Regions from separate parts of the Mus musculus genome. Here region 2 is linked to region 1. A link is a loop called in an ENCODE intact Hi-C map of the cell type or tissue named here. Cell type or tissue: heart. All regions are shown on one strand. Links, peaks and the distances in the headings refer to the core of each region. The heading gives the core; the rest is flanking DNA. Region 1 holds the start of 1810024B03Rik (RIKEN cDNA 1810024B03 gene). Region 2 holds the start of Gm39922 (a long non-coding RNA gene).

Region 1 (10,336 bases), core at 1,101-9,100:
TTTTGGGTTAGGATCCTTTCCACTTCTCATTTTCTTTGACTGTTGTGTCAGTGTTCTCTATGGTATCTTCTGCACCTGAGATCCTCTCTTCTATTTCTTGTATTCTGTTGGTGATGCTTGCATCTATGGTTCCTGACTTTCTTCCTAGGTTTTCTATCTCTAGAGTTGTCTCCCTTTGTGATTTCTCTTTTGTCTCTACTTCCATTTTAGATCCTGAATGGTTTTGTTCAACTCTTTCACCTGTTTGGATATATTTTCTTATAATTCTTTAAGGGATTTTTTGGTTTCCTTTTTAAGGGCTTCTACCTGTTTACCTGTGTTTTTCCTCTATTTCTTTAAGTGAGTTATTTATGTCTTTCTTATAGTTTTCCATCATCATCATGAGAAGTGATTTTAGATCCATATCTTGCTTTTCTGGTGTGATGGTGAATCCAGGACTTGCTATGGTGGGAGAGTTGGGTTCTGATGATGCCAAGTAACCTTGGTTTCTGTTGCTTCTCTTCTTAGGCTTGCCTCCCGCCATCAGATTATCTCAAGTGCTCCCTTATCTTTTGGAGACACAACACAGATTTCTATTCACACCAGATAGGGAGACTAGGACAGAACAAAGTGCAGAGCAGCAGAGTTGAACTTGGTAAACTATACATTTCATTGGGGTTACTTAGAGAATTATGGGTGAGAGGTTACTTACAGAAGCAGAAATGACTCGAAGACAGAGGCATCAGCAAAGTCCACCCAACACAAGTGACATCTCACAAAAGCTGGGAAATGGGAGCATACTTACAGGCTACAGATTCCTCCACAAATTGGAGAGTTTTGGGGGGTAGCTCAGTTGGTTGGAGCACGTCCTTTTCAAGTGACTCAATTGGTCTGTATATCTTCTAGGCACTTTGGCTGCTTTCTGCTTCTTCTTGGCAGTTAGTCTGGTCTGAAAGTCTCCTTTGCAGCTGGCTTTGTCTGAGAATCTTCATTGTAGCTCTGCTTCCCTAAAGAAACTCTCAGCAGCCACTATTGTTTACTCTTGAGAGGGTGCCCTAGTGTATCTGGTCAGTTTCAGGGACTTCCTGGAGCTACTTTGAACTGTGTAACTTCTGGATAAGGAGCTTCCCTGTAGGATGTAAGGTATTGGTCTCCTAGAGCACTCCACCCTGATCCTGCAGCTCTTACATTCTTTCTACCACCTCTTCTGTAATGGTCCCTGAGGCCTTGCAAGGGGTGACTTCCATATCTGTTGTATCTAAGAATTAGGGATGCCTTATGTATCTTACATGTGTTGAGTCTGAAAATTAGGCCACAGAACCACAACAGTCACTTGATCACATGAGCTTCAATGGTGCTCATGAGTTGATGCTGACATCTTCTATGATCTATGACATAAAACCAAGTTGTTTATAAGGAAATTTGACAGGCACACATAATACCATCTAATAAAACAAAAGAAGTCTAGGGGTCTGCAACCCTATAGGTGGAACAACAATATGAACTAACCAGTACCTCCAGAGCTCATGTCTCTAGCTACATATGTAGCAGAAGATGGCCTAGTCAGCCATCATTGGGAAGAGAGGCCCCTTGGTATTGCAAACTTTATATGCCCCAGTACAGGGGAACGCCAGGGCCAAGAAGTGGGAGTGGGCGGGTAGGAGAGTGGGGGGTGGGGAAGGGTATGGGGGACTTTTGGGATAGCGTTTTAAATGTAAATGAAGAACATACCTAATAAAATATATTTAAAAAAAATAGAAGTTGCTTCCCCATTGTGACCACCCCATCTAGAGGTTTTTGTTCAAGCCAGATATGAACTCCCTCCTGTGGAGTGGGCCTTAAATCCAATCAGAAAGCTATTAGTCTTACCCATAACAGCCTCACTACTACTGAATGAGGGGAACATTCTTCTCATTTCTGTCTGGAATGTCAGTGTGTTAGCAATCAGGGTCCATAGGTAAGCAGGAATGTGGGTGACAGTTCTTTACCAGCAACCTTCATGGTATCCTCTGACACTATGATACAGTCCAGCAAGGTGGGAGCTTCTAGTTCTGTTCCAGCTTAATTGAAGCAAGTCCTATATGGTGAAGGTCAGGCCAAAGCACCGTCTTCAGCAAGCAGCAAGCACAGTCTTACTTTCTAGTTCTGGCATACAACCAGCAAGTATAGCAATAGAATTTATGGTTTGTGGGGGCTCTAGGGTTTCCACAGCCATCAACTCTCAGGTAGGCAGCCCATCCATGCAGTGGGGTTTTCATTTAGTTACCATGAGCCTTCTGGAAGTATCACTGTTCACACAAGTAGGCTCCCTTTTGTACCTTTTCCTTTCAATTATGCCCCTGGTAGGACTCTGAAGTAGGCAGAAGTACCATTGTACCTGGGTGTCTCTCTAATGGCTTGTCAAATCTGCAAAACACTCGAAGCTGAGCATTGTGTTATCCATGTAACAAAACTTTTATCAGAGACTGGACAGTACACAGCAATGTCCTAAAGCACCACCCCATAACAAATGGTGGGATTACAAAGATGATGCAATTGAAGCACTCAAAAAGTCTGTTTCATCTGTTTTATGCAAGTGTCAGGTGATCCCAGATGTTCACAATTAAGAAGATACTAAAGTTGAACATAAGCAATATCAAACACAGCATGGAATGAATTCATCTGTTTGTATCAATATCAATTCCTCCACAGTTCAAGGTGGGTACAAAACATGGAGAAAATCTAACTTAATTAGCTTAAACAATTCTCAGTCGTTTTCTTTGAGTTGTTATGTTCTTGTATCTTGGAGCTCCTGGATGGAGTCTTCATACATTTCTCTATCCATGACCAACTCGCTGGATCTGAGTTGATGTGAATAGACCTACTTGGGACCAAAGGGACACATGGCCTTGCTCTTGCCTGATGCACCTGCTAGATCCCTAGGCCTGGAGAGTGCAGGGTTGTCACTGTAGCTGTTGCTATAGCTTGAGCTTCACCATTCAACAAATTTGATTGAGAGTCTATAGCATGAACTTTTTCTAAAAAGAAATATACTTAGTCTTCAGGAATATTCACCTACCTACCTCTAGCTTGATCATCTTCACCTGAATTCTTTTATCACAGATGCCCTCTGCCAACCATTCCTCATGCTTTAAAGCCTTCCAGAAGCCCTTTAGCACAAAATTTGGATTTTCAGCAATGTTTTTCTTAGGAACTCTGGCTAACATAAAGCATTCCAGGTTTATCTCTAAGTAACTCAGACAGACCTCTTCCTCTGCTTTACCATACTCTTAGTTCGTCGGTGGCCAGGGGGTGGGGGTGGGGCTTTCTCACTTTACAGATACTGTTTCCTTGATGGTCACTCTGACCTGCAAAAGCCTTTTCTACAATATAAAGTTCTTACCCCCACCAAACTGCTCCTCACGGTTCTTAAAGTTCTTTACTGACCTGGATATTTGCTGGGTCAAACTTTGCTTAGCTCTTCACGTGAATGTTCTTTTATCTGTCCTCGTGAACTGGGGTTCAAATATAGTGTCTCTTATTCTAAGTTCCCTCAGAACTCAGATCTCCTGTTCCTGCTTCGCTGGTCTTCCAGCCCCTGCCATTTAGGGGGCCTTCAGATGGAGTTAGCCATGTGTTACTATTGGCTGTGATATGCCAATCTATTAGGCATGTACTTCCCTCAGACAGTCTCGGGTCATGCATTCTGACCCTTAATGAAGGATGGGAAGTTGTGTTTCTCAGTTTTCCTCCTTTCACAGCTGTCAGACTGATTCCATTTGATTTCTTTCTTGTCCCAAAGCCCCATGAGCTAGATTGCACCAGGCTCTTTTATTGCTAATTTAAAAGCTTTCCCTAATTCCTGAAGTTTAAGTGCTGAATATTTCCTGATAACCCTAGGTTCTTGTAAGAGGCCAACAGTAAGGCCCTTCCTGCTTTTTTTATTACAGATTTTTCTCTCCTTTCCCACCAAAGTTTGGACTTGAAGGGCATATTCTATTTCTCTTATCACCTTTATCTCAACTGTTCTTTTCCTCATTTTGTTGGCCAAACCAGAGGTTTAGATGAGGAGGATGCTAGCCATATCTCCCTTTTCCTATTTCAGTACATTCTTTAAACAAATGACCCTCACGATCATATCTGGTGGATGTGATATGGTGTTTCTTATACTAAATAAGTTTTCCTAGAGGTGTCCAGTTCCACACACAGTATGAAGTTTTTCCACTAACACCCTGAATCTTATAGTTGCCCTATATATATTTTGGCTACTCCACAACTTCCATTTGAATTGATGGAGAACCCAAAAGTTAAATGGCAGATTTTCTTCAGAATTCTATTTATCTGAGTCACATCTACAAAATGGTATAGGACCTAACTAATTAGTTATGTATATTGGAAGACACAGAGTCCCAAAATCATGTAAGTACTAGGAAACGTGAATGTGCCTTCATCAAGGAAACACCAGCCATTTCCTCAGAAGAAATCCCGAGAGAAGATCTACAAAATAGCATTAGAAATATTTTTAATCGCGTACCAAATCCAAGAATAAAAGCTTCTTTAAAGCAATGAAAATATGGCCATGGGTCGGATGCAGCAGGTTAGGTAGTGTGGTTGCGGTGGTGGAATTTGCTGAGCATTTCCTAGACCTCAGTAGGCATATCGGTGGCTTTTCCCAAGGTTGCCAAGACCCGGCAGCGAGAACACAAGAGAACGAAGCCAGCCTGGCTTTTGAAAACACCTGGGTTCTGGAAAAAAAGAAAGATTACAAACTTCGAGCAAATGACCATCATAAAAAACAAGATTTCTTCACAATTCTCTGGAAGAAGGCTCTTGAAAAAATTTCAGAAGAATTCTACATTAAAGTGACTCCGGCCAAAATCCAGGATGGAGTTCGTATTTTTAAAGAGAGCAAGGAAGAAGTAACAGCTGAGCAGCTAAGCTGATGAGAACTCAGAACATCAAGTACATAGAGAGGAAAAGGATTGCAGAAGCAAAGAAAATTGAAAGACTGAAATCAGAGCGCCATCTGCTGGATTTCCAGGGAGAAGCAGCAGAATAAGCACCCCCTTCCCTTCCCCTCTTCATCTCAAATGCTGGGATTAAAGGCCTGTCCCACCACCACCCAGCTGAAAATGTAACTTTTAAAGATAAAAAAAAGTTATATGTAAGAGAACTCAAGGCTCATTCTAGATTCCCTCCAGTGGCTTCCCAGAAGACAGGTAACTAGTGAGCAAGAGTGGACACTGATAACCTCATCAAATTACAAATGACACCACATCAGAGTCCCTTCCGCCTGGATGGAAAGGACTCCTTCAGGTACTTCTAACCACTTGTTCTGCAAAACTTCAAGAGCTAAATCTTAGATTTATATTTCTCAACTCAAACTTTTACCCACTTCTGAGGACACACTCAAATGGACTCCAGGAGAGCTGAGTAAATCTCATCTTCTATCACAGTGGTGAGTGAACACCATACACACAGAACTCAAACCATCCTCACAATATTTATACCTCTCTCTTCCCATACCTCTAAAACCCTTTTAGATTTATATATATATTTTTAAATTGTCTAAGTTACCTGGAGTTTTCCTTCGTGTGTTTCCTAAATGATAAGAAATCTAAAGGTGCTCACTGCATCAGAGGCCACAGAAAAATGAAACGGGAGAACTGATTTCATAGAGTTGTCCTCTGATCACTACACGTACACCGTGGCACTTGCACCCCACCACACAAGTCACCCTGTCTTGCACAAATCATACATATATACACCCATTAAATTTAAATAACAGTAATCTTAATTTTAGTGAAACTACATATGAGGAAGATATTATCTCTCACCATGCTTTTGTTGTAGTTACTTGCTTATCTACATGTTTTTCCTTAAACTAACTCTCCAACCTTAAATAATGAAAAAAAAAATAGGGCTGGAAAGATGGCTCTGCTGTTACGAGCATTTGTCGCTCCTGCAGAGTACCTAGGCCCAATTCCCAGCACCCACATGGCAGTTGACAACTATAACTCTAGTTACAGGGGCCCTGGTGCCCCTTTGTGACCTCCCCACACAACAGAAAATACAAGTAAATATTTTAAAAATAGAGGCTGGTGAGATGGCTCAGTGGGTAAGAGCACCCGACTGCTCTTCCAAAGGTCTGGAGTTCAAATCCCAGCAACCACATGGTGGCTCACAACCATCTGTAATGAGATCTGACGCCCTCTTCTGGAGTGTCTGAAGACAGCTACAGTGTATTTACATATAATAAATAAATAAATAAATATTTTAAAAAATATATTTTAAAAATATTATCCAAAGGGGATAAAGAGGTGGCTCAATGGTTAAGATCACTGACTGCTCTTCCAGAGGTCCTGAGTTCAATTCCCAGCAACCACATAGTAGCTCACAACCATCTGTAATAGGATCTGGTGCCCCCTTCTGGTGTGTCTGAAGAGAGCGATGTTTGCAGTTACGTAGAATAAATAAATAAATAGAAAAAAATTATAATTTTTAAAGTTATTCAAGACTGTCAACACTTTCATAAAATAATTCTCTTATTTTCAGTATAACATTCAGTTTTTAAATTGACAAGGGCACTGGGCGTGGTGGCGCACACCTTTAATCCCAGCACTTGGGAGGCAGAGGCAGGCAGATTTCTGAGTTCGAGGCCAGCCTGGTCTACAAAGTGAGTTCCAGGACAGCCAAGGCTACACAGAGAAACCCTGTCTCGAAAAACCAAAAAAAAAAAAAAAAAAATTGACAAGGGCTTATTTTATATCTTCCAAGTGGAACTCCATTTGGGAAGGTAACTATATTTGAAATGCAAATTCTTAGACCCCCTAAACGATAAAACTTCTTCCTACTAATAAAGAAGAAAAAAAGTAAATGAGTCCAACCTAGGGTTACTATGCTGCTCTTACTGTTAAATATGATAAGGTACAGCTTGTCACAACCATCCATAGCTGCAGCCACGGTGTTTATGAGTTGGAGGCAGGGGGATCAAGAGTGCAAGAGAAGTCTCTGGATAGCAAGTTTGAAGCCTGCCTGGACTCCAGGAGATCTTTTCTCAAAAACCAGATAAGGGCTAGAGAGATGGCTTAATGGTTATGAACACTGGCTGCTCTTTGAGAAGACCTGGGTTCCAACCCCTCCACACACATGGCAACTCACAACCTATCTGCAGCTCCAGTCTCAGGGGATCTGACACCCTCTTTTGGACTTCGTGGAAGTCTGCATGTAATGATACACAAACATACATGTAGCCCAAACACCTATCTACATAGAATAAAATGTAAATGATAAACCAAACAATAAAAAAAAATTGCCAGCAAAATGGCTGGGTGGATTAGGACACAGACTTAAGGTTCACTCGTGCTTATTAAATATCAAGGGAAAGCAGAACTCACTGTTTTGCTTTCAGTGTTGTGTAGAGAATTATGAAAAGACTAAATACCACCTTTACATAAAAGGTACCACTACTGCTGAATAAAACTGAATAGTAATTCCATACATATTATTTATTTTTCATATATTTCTTTAGTAAAACATTCGTGTCACATTGAGGAGGACAAAGTTATACATATGCTGTAATCCGCACACCTAAAGTCCTGACAGGCTGTGACAAAAGATTGGGCACAAATAGTTCTTCCTCTACCGTCAGTCAGCTGACACAGGGGAGAGTCTTGCGGAAAGGGGTTTGGGGTAGAAATCCAGTCGGTTACTAGAACTAGGTACATGCTAACTTGCTTTTTTTTTTTTTTTTTTTTTTTTTGTCTTTTTGTTGTTGTTTTGGTTTTTTGTTTGTTTTGTTTTGTTTTTCGAGACAAGGTTTCTCTGTGTAGCTCTGGCTGTCCTGGAACTCACTTTGTAGACCAGGCTGGCCTCGAACTCAGAAATCCACTACCTCTGCCTCCCGAGTGCTGGGATTAAAGGAATGCGCCACCATGCCTGTCTTGCTAACTTGCTTGAACCTTCAGCTTCCTTATCCCTTAGTTTCCGTTTGCCTGCATGTCTGCCTGCCTCACAGGATGGCTGGTATGAGAAACCAAAAGAATTACAGAAAGGGACTTTCAACATACGCTTAGGGGTTGGGCCTTGGCTCTGTCGCAGGTAGAGATGCCTGGAACCACAATTTGCACGCGCGTGTGTCTCGTCGGTCAATGGAATCCTTGACCCGGATGTACTACTGTACATCTCCGCAAACCCCGCCCAGAAGCAGTGGTTAGTAACCGGAAAGTCTCACGTTTAGCGGGCGTCCCGGAAGCGGAAGCAAGTCCGTTTCTTTTCTCCGTCCCTTACGTTCGTCCTGCGTTGTACCTGTTGTGCCAGGGCGGTTCGCTGAAGCGGTTCGGAGCGTGAAGAAGAGTGGAACCCTGAGTTCCCGGAGCATCAGCAGCCATGGCGGATGTGACTGCCCGCAGTTTGCAGTACGAGTACAAGGCGGTGCGTGTGGTCTCGAAGGACCGGTGCAGACAGGGGAGGTCGTGGACAGCCACGGACACTTGAGCGGGAGATCAGAGCTGGGTGAAGGATGGATTAAAACACGAAGGAAAAACCCCGTGGAATTTGGGGCGCTTGAGAATTTAGGAGTTGGGTTTTCCCCAGCCCCCTCAGCGCTAAACTCGCACCTTCTTCTCTTTACCCGCAATGTGCCCAACATTTTACCCAAATGTGGGCTGTTGTGGATGCTCTTAGGAGCGCTGGTCGTTCACCTTCTCAGACAGCAATAGTGCTCGCGCATCGTGTAATGCTATGTTATTTCTTCTTAAGAGCATGATTTTTTTTTTATTCCACTGTTTTCCCATCATCTGCTGTCACTGTAATAACAGGATTCAAAACTATACATATCAAAGTTTTGATAAAGTATGATCTTTTCAGAACTCAAATCTTGTGCTCCAAGCTGACCGCTCTCTCATTGACCGGACCCGCCGGGATGAACCGACGGGAGAGGTTCTGTCCCTGGTTGGGAAGTTGGAGGGAACCCGAATGGGAGATAAGGCTCAACGGACCAAACCACAGATGCAGGAAGAAAGACGGGCCAAGTAAGTACTAAGGGGATGCTGGATGCTATTTTTCCATCTAATGTAAAGCCCATCTTTAGCATTAGAGCAGTAGTTTTACTCAAGTTTATATGGAAGATGAGTGGTGTGTGCACAACAACCAAGGTTTAGAGCTTCTTTGGATTTAGGTGTAATGAAGTGGAACAAAATCTATTGATACCTTTTACTGACTCGTTTCTGATTCATAGATGTTAATTTTCTTCCGGTTATCTTTTTAAAAGATCTGTTTTATTTTTAATTACGTGCATGTGTATGTTCGTGTGGGTTTGTGCACACGTATGCAGATGCCTGTGTGGAGGCCAGAGAGGGTTTGAGAGTCCCTGGAGCTAGAGTTACAGGAGGTTTTGAGTTACCCAGTGTGGGGCTAAGAACTGAACTTGGGTCCTCTTGGAAAGCAGTACTGGGGTGAACAACTCGACTCTTCTCTCCAGCCCCATCCCCGACTGTTTTCAGGACTTGAGTTAATCTCCTCTCTGTAATTCACCTCCACCATGTTGTTACAAGCTTCTCTCCCCAACCCTTCTCTCCTTTTGTTGCCCAGCACTTCCTGATGATTTCTGTTGTCTTTTCATGTTGGTGGGTTCATTTCAAAAGTTAAATACTACTTACTTTATTTTGCCTGCCTTGCTTTTCTTTTCTCTTCTTCTCTTTTCTTTTCTCTTCTTTTCTTTCTTCAGAACAGAGTATCTTGCTCTGTAGACCAGGCTGGCCTTAAACTCAGAGATCCACCAGCCTCTGTTTCCTGAGCACTGGGATTGGAATTAAAAGTCCTGTGCCACCACCTCCCGGAAAATTGTGTTTTCTTTCCCCTCCGTCCCTCTCTCTCTCCCCTTTTAAAAAATATTTATTTTATGTATATGAGTACACTATAGCTCATCTTCAGACTGTAGCTGCCTTCAGACATGAAGAAGGCACCTCAGAAGAGGTCATCGAATCCCATTACAGATGGTTGTGAGCTACCACGTGTTTGCTAAGAGTTGAGCTCAGGACCTCTGGAAGAACAGTTAGTGCTCTTAACCGCTGGGCCATCTCTCCAGCCCTCTCCTCTCTCTTACTATGGAGTCTTAACAATCCCCAGGCCCTGTTTGATTTGAGTGCTTATGTTTTAGAAGAGCTTAATTATTGTTCCTTGGTCCTTCAGTTTTCAGAGTCTGACGTCTTTTCTAGTTGTTTATTGGGAGTCATTAAGAGTAAATTCCACTGGAGCCTAGTTTCTCTCACTCCTAAAAAGTGATGGATGCATCTAAGGTTAAAAAAAAAGTCTAAATCATATTATAAAATCTCATATGGATATAAAAAGATGTACATTTTAAGATAATGGAGACTGT
Region 2 (10,336 bases), core at 1,230-9,229, 110 kb before region 1:
TGGTTGCTGGGAGTTGAACTCAGGACCTCTGGAAGAGCAGTCAGTGCTCTTAACTGCTGAGCCATCTCTCCAGCCGTCCTTTCTATTTTTTGTTTTTTCCAGTTAAGTCTTGCACTTTCTGTGGTTGTCGTCTCAGGCCTTGACTTGCGCAGTGGGTACAGTGTTCCTTCCGCTGCTGCTTCTTGGTCTTAAGCTTCTCCTCTGTTTGGTGAACCGGCGGCCATAGTCTAGGGTCACAGGTCCAGGGCCTTGTATTTCTTGCCCTTGTAGAATTTCCTGAGGTTTTCTTTTTGAGTCTGCTTAATCACAGTAGGACTCGGACAATGGATTTGCAAACGACTCGTATCTTGGAGAGCTTGGACGCAGCTGGGACAATTCTACCTTCAGATCGTCCAGTTGTTTCAATAGCTCCTCCTTTTTGCTGTGCAGGTCCCGAGCCTTAATCTTGACCATTTCGGCGTTGTTAACGGCTGAGGCCGCCTGGTTCGAGAGCCTTTTCTATTTTTTATTCAGCCAGGACTTCAGCCCATTGTGGGCAGAACTACATTCATGATTCTTCCTCAGGGAGAAACTCTCTTAACTCCCTTAAAGTCACACCCAAAAGTGTGACCCTAAGTGATCCCAAATCTAACCAGGCTGACAGGGAAGACCAACCATCTCTCTGTTTTCATTTCTCCTTAATGAGATTGAATCATTTGCTATAACCTGACTTAAAAGGTGACCCTTTCAGAAGCAAAGGGGATGGAGGATGGGGTGAAGAACTTGGAGAGAGGGGCACGGGAAGGGGTGCAACATTTGTGGAATGTAAATAAATAAAAAATGTGATTAAGCGGGGCAGAGGTGGCGCATGCCTTTAATCCCAGCACTTGAAAGGCAGAGGCAGGTAGATATCCGAGTTTGAGGCCAGCCTGCTGTCTGCACAGGCAAGACTTACAAGAATCTATATATGCATATAAATATATATATATACTCATATGCATAAATAATTGGATTCAGTATATTAGAAATCTAAAATATTTTTAAAACATTTTTTGATCTGGAGGGATGGCTGAGCCTTTAAGAACACTGGCTACTCTTCCAGAGGTCTTGAGATGAATTCTCAGCAATTACGTGGTGGCTTACGACCATCTATAAAGAGATCTGGCACTTGGGTGTACAAGCAGACAGCACTCCTACATTAAATGTTTTTTTCTTAGAAAAAAAATTGTGCAGTGTATTTTGATCATGTTTTCCCTCTAACTTCTCCCAGCTCCTCCCACCAAGTCTACCCAACTCCCTCCCCCTCTCCCTCTCTAAAACAAAGACAAAACAACAAACTTTCTTTCTTTTTTTTTTAGATTTTATTTATTATATGTAAGTACACTAACTGTCTTCAGACACATCAGAAGAGGTCATCAGATCACATTACAGATGGTTGTGAGCCACCATTTAGTTGCTGAGATTTGAACTCAGGACCTCTGAAAGAGTAGTCAGTGCTGTTTTGGTTTGGTTTGGTTTGGTTTGGTTTGGTTTTTCCGAGACAGGGTTTCTCTGTGTAGTCCTGGGTGTCCTGGAACTCACTCTGTAGACCAGGCTGGCCTCGAACTCAGAAATCTACCTGCTACTGCCTCCCAAGTGCTGGACTCAAAAGTGTGGCCACCGCTGCCCAGCTCAGTCAGTGCTCTTAACTGCTGAGCCATCCAGCCAGCCAGCCCAATAACAAACTTTTAAATTCTCTCTGGCTGTATTGACTCCTGTTGCTTGTTTGCCTTATTTTACTAACAATATTGAATAAAAAAAGAAAATTTTCAAAAATTTAAATAAAATACTATTTTTTTAAAAAGAAAAGAAACATTTTCCACTTACTCACCTCACTTTCCATCCTTTTATTGATCACTGTACACGCATGCGCCCTGAGGCGAGATGTCCTTTTCTCAGATCACTCTGTTGGGCCCCTTCCCCAGCTTCCCTGGGTGTGATGTTTGTGAGACAGTTCCTTTTCCCACCTCTCTTAGCATTTGTCTTGTCTTGCAGCCAGCCCCCTGGAAGAAGAGAAATTTGGCTTCCCTGCGTTCAGTGGCATTTCTCGCCTGACCTGGCTGGTCTCCCTCTTTGGGGAGCTTTCTCTTATTTCTGCCACCATGGAAAACCGAAAAGAAGATCAATATATGAAAATGACCGTGCAGCTCGAGACCCAGAACAAAAGGTGAGTTGTGAGGAGCAGTAAGAGATTTCTTAACATCCTCAGGCATTCGTCAGGTAACTCTGACGAGGACCCGAAAGACCATTGCCAGGCATTCAGACCCAAGACGGGTGCCTGCTCCTGTCAGGAGAACTACTGCTCATGTTGCCTTTCATCCTTTGTACCCTCTGAGGTATGAAAGAGCAAGGTAAGTCCAGTTGCCATTACATAAATAATGGCTTACAGAAATAAGCCAAGTTGCATGTAATTAAGTTATGTAAGTTATTAGTTTTAAGCTTTATTATTTACTTATTTTTCTATTTATCAAAGAGATAGGATGTCACTGAGTTGTCCAAGCTAATCCCAAACTCCTCGGCTCAGGCAGTCTTTCTGTCTCAGCCCAAGTAGTAGGAAACACACGAGCATCTGCCGTTACTACCATTGAATGTTTTTAGTTATGAGAAAACTGAGGTGCAAGAAACACATTGGTAATCTTTATTGCCTCAGACTGCAACACTCTGTTATCTGGAAGGATATATGAAGTTGTCTTAAATAGACAAAACTTGAATAAATCAAATTTATTTTATCCAGAATTGAAGTAAAATTAGTGAATATGAAGCCCAGGCTGGCCTTCAGTTTACTGTATAGATTGTGCAACACACCTCAAACTCAAGAATTTCCTACTTTAGCTAGACTTACCAATACACCCAGCTTGTTCTGTGAACTTTGCAAAACAGGCATGGGGTCTGCTTTTTGGATAGAGTATGGTCAGCTTTTGTTATCTTCTGATATTCAGTGACGTATTTGCTTGAAATCACAATCAACTAGGCAGTTTGGTGTTTTCTATGGCCAGATATCATAGCTCTGATAGATAGATCGATAGATAGATAGATAGATAGATAGATAGATAGATAGATAGATAGATAGATAGATAGAGGTCAAGGAAGTGAAATAGATACAGAGGTGCTTTGCGATCAACAGGAGAATATTGCTATCCTAGTGGCAAATGGGTGACATGAGATGACACGACGAAATAAAAACTCGGCTATCGTAAGATTAGAAAATAGTCACTGTAGCCTTTGAGTGGTGTGGTGGTACTGAACCATCACCAAGAGGCAGCCTTCCAGGGAAGGTGAAATCACATGAAGTCAGGTGTGAGTACCTACATGTGTTCATATGTGTGTGCTTGCACGTGTGCACATACATGTGGAAGCTGGAAGTTGATGTTGGATGCTATCGTCCTCCTTGACCAGTCTCTATTTACTGAGCCGGGGTCTTTCACTGAGTCCAGACCTTGCAAGTTCCATGAGTCTGGATAGCAGCCTTCCTAGAGTCCTAAGCTCTGGAATTAAGTGGGCTGCCAGCCAGTACCACTTTTGTATGAGATCCCAGCTCTCGCCCTCTGCTTGTACAACAGGCACTGCATGAACTAACCCCCTCTCCAGCTCTGTCCAGTGTCATTTTTAACAGGAGGAATTTTTTTTTCTTATTGTCTTTGCAGTCCATTATCATGGATTGAAGAGAAAGGGCCTGGCTTAAAAAGGAACAGACATATAAGCATCCACTTCAAATCTGGGTCCTTGGAGGAAGTGCCAAATGTAGGAGTCAATAAGAACATTTTCCTGAAAGATCAGGATATATTTATCCAGAAGCTCTTGGGCCAGGTCTCTGCAGAGGACCTGGCTGCTGAGAAGAAGCGCATCCTGCATTGCCTGGAGCTGGCCAGCGACATCCAGAGGCTGTGCCACCGGAAGCAGTGAGGAGGAAGCTTCAGATACCTCTGAAACGGGGCCAGGGTTTGGTCTTATCAACACTTTAGCTCTTACAATAAAATACTCTGGATAAACAGAACGAGAATAGTGTTGATGACTGTGTCGGGGTGATACTTGGTGCTGGGGCCATCCTGTAGGAATAAGGAAAACCTTAGGAGGAGGATATAGCCAATGCTATTTTCATTCTTGTGGAACAGCTTGAAGTCATCCAGGCAGGAAAAAAAGAAAAGAAAAAAGATCTAAAGGTCTACCCATGTCCAAACCACTTACCTTGAGCTGCAATCTATCCTGTAGGAAATGTGTCTGTCCCTCATAGTCAAGGGGTCACTACTAGTTGCTGGTAATCCTGTCTTACTAACCAGTGGGTAACTTGTATGTTAGTGGAGGGAAGGGGCTTTGGTGGAAGGGTGCAAATGATAAAAAAATGACAAGAATATGAAGAACATGGCTACCCCTGTGCACTGCTGGTAGGGTCACTTGAGTTTGTGGGAAGTAAACGTGGGGTAAAGAGACAATGAAGTGGTCTAGAGCAAGCCCTGGCAATAGTGTGCTGTGGCAGCTGGGCCTAGAGGAGAGAGTCCTGGGGAGAGAAATGACTTAGTGTGATATATAAACCAGATATAGGAGACGGTATCGGGCAGCACTGTGCTCCCGAGATTATTATTTAAAAGAATAGCTTGATGAGTTCTTTAGCTCAGGCTGAGCACTCAGAAGTCCACCAGAAAGAGCTGACAGTTTGCCAAGAGAGTGTCCTGGCAGCAGCCCATAGGGATGCGCCTCTGCTGCCTTGGGTTGAGCAGAGTCAGGGACCTGCATCTCTTGCATTTTCTCCACAGCTGACTTTATTTCTTACTGCCTTTTTCTCTTTTCTTTTCTTTTCTTTTCTTTTCTTTTCTTTTCTTTTCTTTGCTTTGCTTTGCTTTGCTTTGCTTTGCTTTGCTTTGCTTTGCTTTGCTTTTCTCTTTTCTTTTCTTTTCTTTTCTTTTCTTTTCTTTTCTTTTCTTTTCTTTTCTTTTCTTTTCTTTTCTTTTCTTTTCTTCCCTTTTCTTCCCTTCCCTTTCCTTTCCTTTCCTTTCCTTTTTTTTATGCGTGCCTTATCTGCATGTACACCTACATGTCAGAAGAGGGCATCAGACACCTTTATAAATTGAGACCCACCTTGTGGTTGCTATGAATTGAACTCGGGACCTCTAGGGGAACAGCTAGTATTCTTAACCCCTGAGTCATCTCACTAGCCGCTTACTGCTTTTTAAAATGAACAGGTTTCATTATAATGTTTTCATACATGTGGATCATAAACTCTGCTCATTTTTTTCTTTTTTTTTAAAGATTCATTTATTTTATGAGTATACTGCACTATCGCTGTCTTCAGACACACCAGAAGAGGGCATCAGATCCCATTACAGATGGTTATGAGTCACCATGTGGTTGCTGGGAATTGAACCCAGGACCTGTGGCAGAGCAGAGTCATCTCTCCAGCCCTGCTCACCTTTTTCACCTTCAAATTAATCTGACATTGGCTACTACCCAAGTGGTTCTCAACCTGTGGGTCTCAACCCTCTTAGAGGTTGCATATCAGATATTTGCATTCTAATTTATAACTAAAAATTACAGTTATGAAGTAACAATGAAATAACTTATGGTTGGGGGTCACCACAACATGAGGAACTGTATTAAAGGGTTGCAGCATTAGGAAGGCTGAGAGCCACTGCTCTACCCTTTCCTACAAGCCTCTTCTGTCCCCAAGGTAGTCAGTCCTCTTACCTTCATGTCTTATATGTATACAAAACAAAACAAAATGTACAATTTGAAGAGAAAAAGAACACTAGGAAATATAATGTCGGAGTTAAGTCTTGGGCTCAGAGAGCCCAAGTTTAAAGAAAGGCCTGATGAGAAATGGAATAGAGAATGGTGTCTCCTAGGAAGACCCCACCCAGCTAAACTTGCAACCAGTTAAAAGGCCTCCTACAGCAAAGGAAAGCTTATTCAACAAAGGAAAGCATCCAGGAATCAAAGCTTATACAAATGTATGGAAGGTGGCAGCTCCATCCCAAGCAGGAAGCAGGATTTGGCAGCTTCAGCAACTTGGACCTGCTTCAGTCAAGAAGGATGCAGCAGTGAGCAAACAGGCTGTGGTTTCTTCCTCCACTATAAAGGAAAGCTGGTGACACCAGGCTGTGGCCAGGGAGTTCCTGCATGGAGGAGTGGAGAAGCCATCACATGAAACTGAAAATGAAGCCTGGATTGTGTTGGAGACCCTAAGATCTTGAAGATGCCAGAGCTGTGGGATACTGTCAATCCCACTGGGTGAGAATAAGACCACTACCACAGCTTTGAGCCAAATTTGAAGCAAGCTTTAATTAAATATTGGCTGATGGACTCTGGTTAGATCCATTCTGGGGTTCCTAGAAAATGGCCAGGAGTTATACTGGCAACTTATAAGGCTATATACACCCCCCACTGGCTTCATCCAATAGGAGACAAGCATACTTCCTGATGTACTTCCAGCCTAAGTGTGATCGAGTATGTCCACTGCACCTGGGTCAACCAAACTTGTTAGGGAAGTGAAAATGTATGACTTATCTCATATGAACAACAGCCCCCAGCGTCTCAGGAAGTATCTGTCCTTGGGCAAGGGACTTACAGGTTGGAGGCATTTTTGTTTTATGGATCTCACAATACCTGCCCAGGAGAGCTACAGCCCAAGTAGAAGCAGCTCAAGAGAGAGAAGTGTGTTGTAAGGATGAAAGGAACAGAAGAACTCATGAGCATCCTGACAGCAGACGTGGTGATGCAGAGTTTGGAGTTCGTCCTGCTGGGTCTGGCTTGCTTTGGTCCAGTGTTTCCTCCTATCGTCCCTTCCTACCTTTTGGTATAGTAATGCATATTCTGTGCCATTATATGCTGGAATTATGTAATTTCCTTTTTTTAGTTTACAGGGGTTAAAATTAAGACATTGCCTTGAGTCTCAGAGGAGACTTTCAGATTTTTTTTGTTTGTTTGCTTTTGTTTTTTGAGACAGGGTTTCTCTGTATAGCCCTGGCTGTCCTGGAACTCACTTTGTAGACCAGGCTGGCCTCGAACTCAGAAATCTGCCTGCCTCTGCCTCCCGAGTGCTGGGATTAAAGGTGTGCGCCACCATGCCCGGCTGACTTTCAGATTTTTAAGCAATGTTGAGACCTATGATAGACTATAGGGACTTTTAAGTTAGATTGAATGCATTTTACATTATGATATGGCTCAAGCCCATGGGACCCAAGGAATGAAATGTGATGGTTTAAATAAAAGTGACCCCTATACGCTCATATGTCTTGAATGCTTGGACCATGATTGGTCAAACTTTTGGGAAGATTAGGAAGTGTGGCCTTGTGTCTTCTTGTAGCATTCAAATCTACTGGGAAAGACCAAAGATTTATACTCAATTCAAATGTAGATTAATGAATTTATTCTTGCTGCTAAAAGCAGGACAACCAGTCTTAGAGCCAAAGAGCATGCTGTGTAGAAGGGTAAGATGGGGTTTTCAAAGTGGACATCAGAAAGGTATGTGTTACAATTATCCACAGAATCACAGCTGGACAGGAAAACTGCTTAACTTCCCTCAGTTGTTGCTTTCTTCCGATACATAGTAATAAAAAGTCTATTTCATTCTTTCCCCACAGTGGTAAGCAAGCTTTACAGAAGTGAAGGCGACTCTTAATACCTCACAGCCCCTTGCCCTATTTAAGATAAGAGCCACTAGGATCTCCCAGCCCTCCCAGAGCAACAGGTCAATAGCCCTTAAAGAATGCCTAGCTCCATATTACGTTTCTTTTGTTTTTATTTATTTATTTATTTATTTATTTATTTATTTATTTATTTATTTTCGAGGCAGGGTTTCTATGTATAGCCCTAGCTGTCCTGGAACTCACTCTGAAGACCAGGCTGGCCTCAAACTCAGAAATCCGCCTCCCTTTGTCTCCCAAGTGCTGGGATCAAAGGTGTGCGCCACCACCACCCGGCCCATATTATATTTCTTTAGCCATCACATTACCCAGGTCTGAGCAAGCTAATGTCTAGGATAGAGCAGTTCATTTTTAGGCAGGCAATAACTATCAGGTTAGGGCTGGCTCTTACATCCCCACATTGTCACTGGGTGTGGGCTTTGAGGTTTGATAGACTATGGAGACTTCTGAAGTTAGACTGAATGCATTTGCATTATGATATGGCTACAAGGCCACTGAGGACAAGGAATGGATCCACCCCAGATCCAGTCTCAGTCTCCATACTTTTAGACCCAATGCTAGGTTGGCAGAGTTCTGAGTTTAAGGCCAGCCTGATCTAAAGAATTCCAAAACAGCTAGCGCAGAGACCCAAAAAGATACAAGTTTCCTTGGTCATGGTGTCTTCATAGCAATAGAATAGTAACTAAGACAGTGACTGTGATGGTTTGTATATTCTTGGGCTAGGGAGTGGCACCATTTGGAGGTGTGGCCTTGTTCGAATAGGTGTGACCTGGTTGGAATGGGTGTGTCACTGTGGGTGTGGGCTTAAGATCCTCACCCTAGTAGCCTGGAAGTCAGTCTTCCACTAGCAGCCTTTGGATGAAGACATAGAACTCTCAGCTCTGCCTGTGCCATGCCTGCCTGGATACTGCCATGCTCCCACTTTGGTGATAATGGACTGAACCTCTGAACCTGTAAGCCAGCCCCAAGTAAATGTTTGTTTGTTTGTTTGTTTTTTATAAGACTTGACTTGGTCATGGTGTCTGTTCACAGCAGTAAAACCCTAAGACAGTGACCATGGAGAATTGATGTTGGGAGGGCATCCTGACAGGCAGTACAGAGGTTCTAAGGTGTTATAACCCAGAGATGGGAGCCTGTGGCTGGTACTTGTTCTGCACCCACAGGAAGCTGGGGTCGGACACATGGGGCCCAGCCTCCTAGGACCTTCTCAACCCAGATAGTGTAGGCTTTTCTTCTTCTTCAAACTGAGGATGCAGATACTTTAGACATGACTAGAGTTGTGTTTTAAGATGGTGGCTGTAACTGGAGTATAAATATGGAAGTCAGGAAAGATAGCTGGTGGTGACTGTGAATGGAGAGATTAAAGTGTGTGGACAATGGCAAGAGCAATAGTCAGGAGTGACACTGGGAAGTAGTTTAGGTCCTGCGTGAATGCTGGACCATCCCAAGGCAGCTCCAGGGTGAGAGACACAGGAGTGCTGGGATCCTCCCAGTGTAGAATTCATCAAGTAGGAGAGGGCCACATGGGGAGAAGGCATCGGAATGCCAACTTAATCTAAAACTGCCCTCTGCTCATTAAGATATGCAGCTCTACCTGCACACTTATATTTAAGAAGTGTCCTTGTCTCTTGAGTTGTTTTAAATGTATTATAAGTGAGTGTTTGACTTGTGTGTTATATCCTATATACCGATTGTAAAAATGTCTTGGACAAAAAGGTACCATAAATGGGAGAAACATAAGATGTCCTGCTATAGAGAAGTGATAGCTGAGGAGAAGAAGGCTTGGCCAATCAAAGCGAGAGACTAAAAGCTGAGCCAGGACTGGTACCTCCTGATGTGGGAAACACTCGCCCACTGCACAGGGCCAGACTGCTCCTACGAAATTATATTCATAATCTCCGAAACCTTGTGATGGAGCAGAGGAAAGCAGACACTACTTTGAACATGATTTAGAAAGCATGTTAGGGGGTGTGGTTCTTTCCCTTGCACTGAGAGGAGGGAGGTTCATGGTACCTGACTCATGTGCCCTGCCACACATAAACAGGACAACTGCTAGAGACTGCTGGAGCTGCCTGAAGTGAGCAGGAGCAGCAGGGAGGCCCTGTAAGTGGTCATCCATGCTCGGGCAGGCTCAGGAGGTAGCTGCCTTTGTCACTCATGCTCCCATCAGCGGACACTCACTGCTTCACCAAGCTGGACACTATTTCTTTGTCTAGCATCTGGATGAACAGGAAGCCACAGAGGAAGGAACTGCCCTTTGTTTGGGCTTAGAGCAATTTATAAGTAAGAATTACCAATTGCACCAGGCGTGGTGGCGCATGCCTTTAATTCCAGCACTCTGGAGGCAGAGGCAGGCGGATTTCTGAGTTCGAGGCCAGCCTGGTCTACAAAGTGAATTCCAGGACAGCCAGGGCTACACAGAGAAATCCTGTTTTGAAAAACAAAAAGAATTACCAATTGCACTCTTGCTTCTTGTCCATCATCCCAGGTGCTGACCAGGACAATGAGTGACAGGGACCCAAGGCACACTGCAAGCCATCCTGACGCTCATTTCCCCAAGGTATGAGAAGACATTTTATATCTGGGAGCATGAATTCTGTAGGGCTGGATGAGGTCCTAGCCCTGCAGTGTGGAGCTAGAAGACAGAAGGCAGGCAACAGGCGTCCGAACTTGCTGGTGAC

What was found. Hi-C counts contacts between places; a loop is a spot of excess contacts. Peaks named below come from ENCODE experiments on the same cell type or tissue, not always from the same donor. Only the 100,000 strongest peaks of a DNase experiment are listed, where the experiment ranks them.
Region 2: it touches region 1 in a loop (2.5-fold over the local background); 10 of 42 quality-filtered maps call a loop at or near these places.

What each region holds. Positions count from the first base shown.
Region 1 is chr2:127,200,148-127,210,483 of GRCm38, forward strand. It overlaps 1810024B03Rik (RIKEN cDNA 1810024B03 gene), which reads right to left and starts at 8,133. Exons shown (of 2, transcript NM_198630.2): 1 at 8,028-8,133. Snrnp200 (small nuclear ribonucleoprotein 200 (U5)) reads left to right here and starts at 8,239. Exons shown (of 45, transcript NM_177214.5): 1 at 8,239-8,391; 2 at 8,827-8,990. The coding sequence starts at 8,347. In heart, for the core only: CTCF peaks have their summits at 4,994 (motif pointing left) and 6,393 (motif pointing left); a DNase peak (open chromatin) is centred at 8,154; H3K4me3 peaks cover 1,674 bases; H3K27ac peaks cover 1,325 bases.
Region 2 is chr2:127,093,073-127,103,408 of GRCm38, forward strand. Blvra (biliverdin reductase A) reads left to right here. Exons shown (of 8, transcript NM_026678.4): 7 at 2,014-2,185; 8 at 3,663-4,012. The coding sequence ends at 3,921. Gm39922 (a long non-coding RNA gene) reads left to right here and starts at 5,585. Exons shown (of 2, transcript XR_866703.1): 1 at 5,585-6,805; 2 at 10,144-10,336. It also overlaps the pseudogene Gm31414. In heart, for the core only: a CTCF peak has its summit at 5,056 (motif pointing right); no DNase peak of the experiment used is centred there.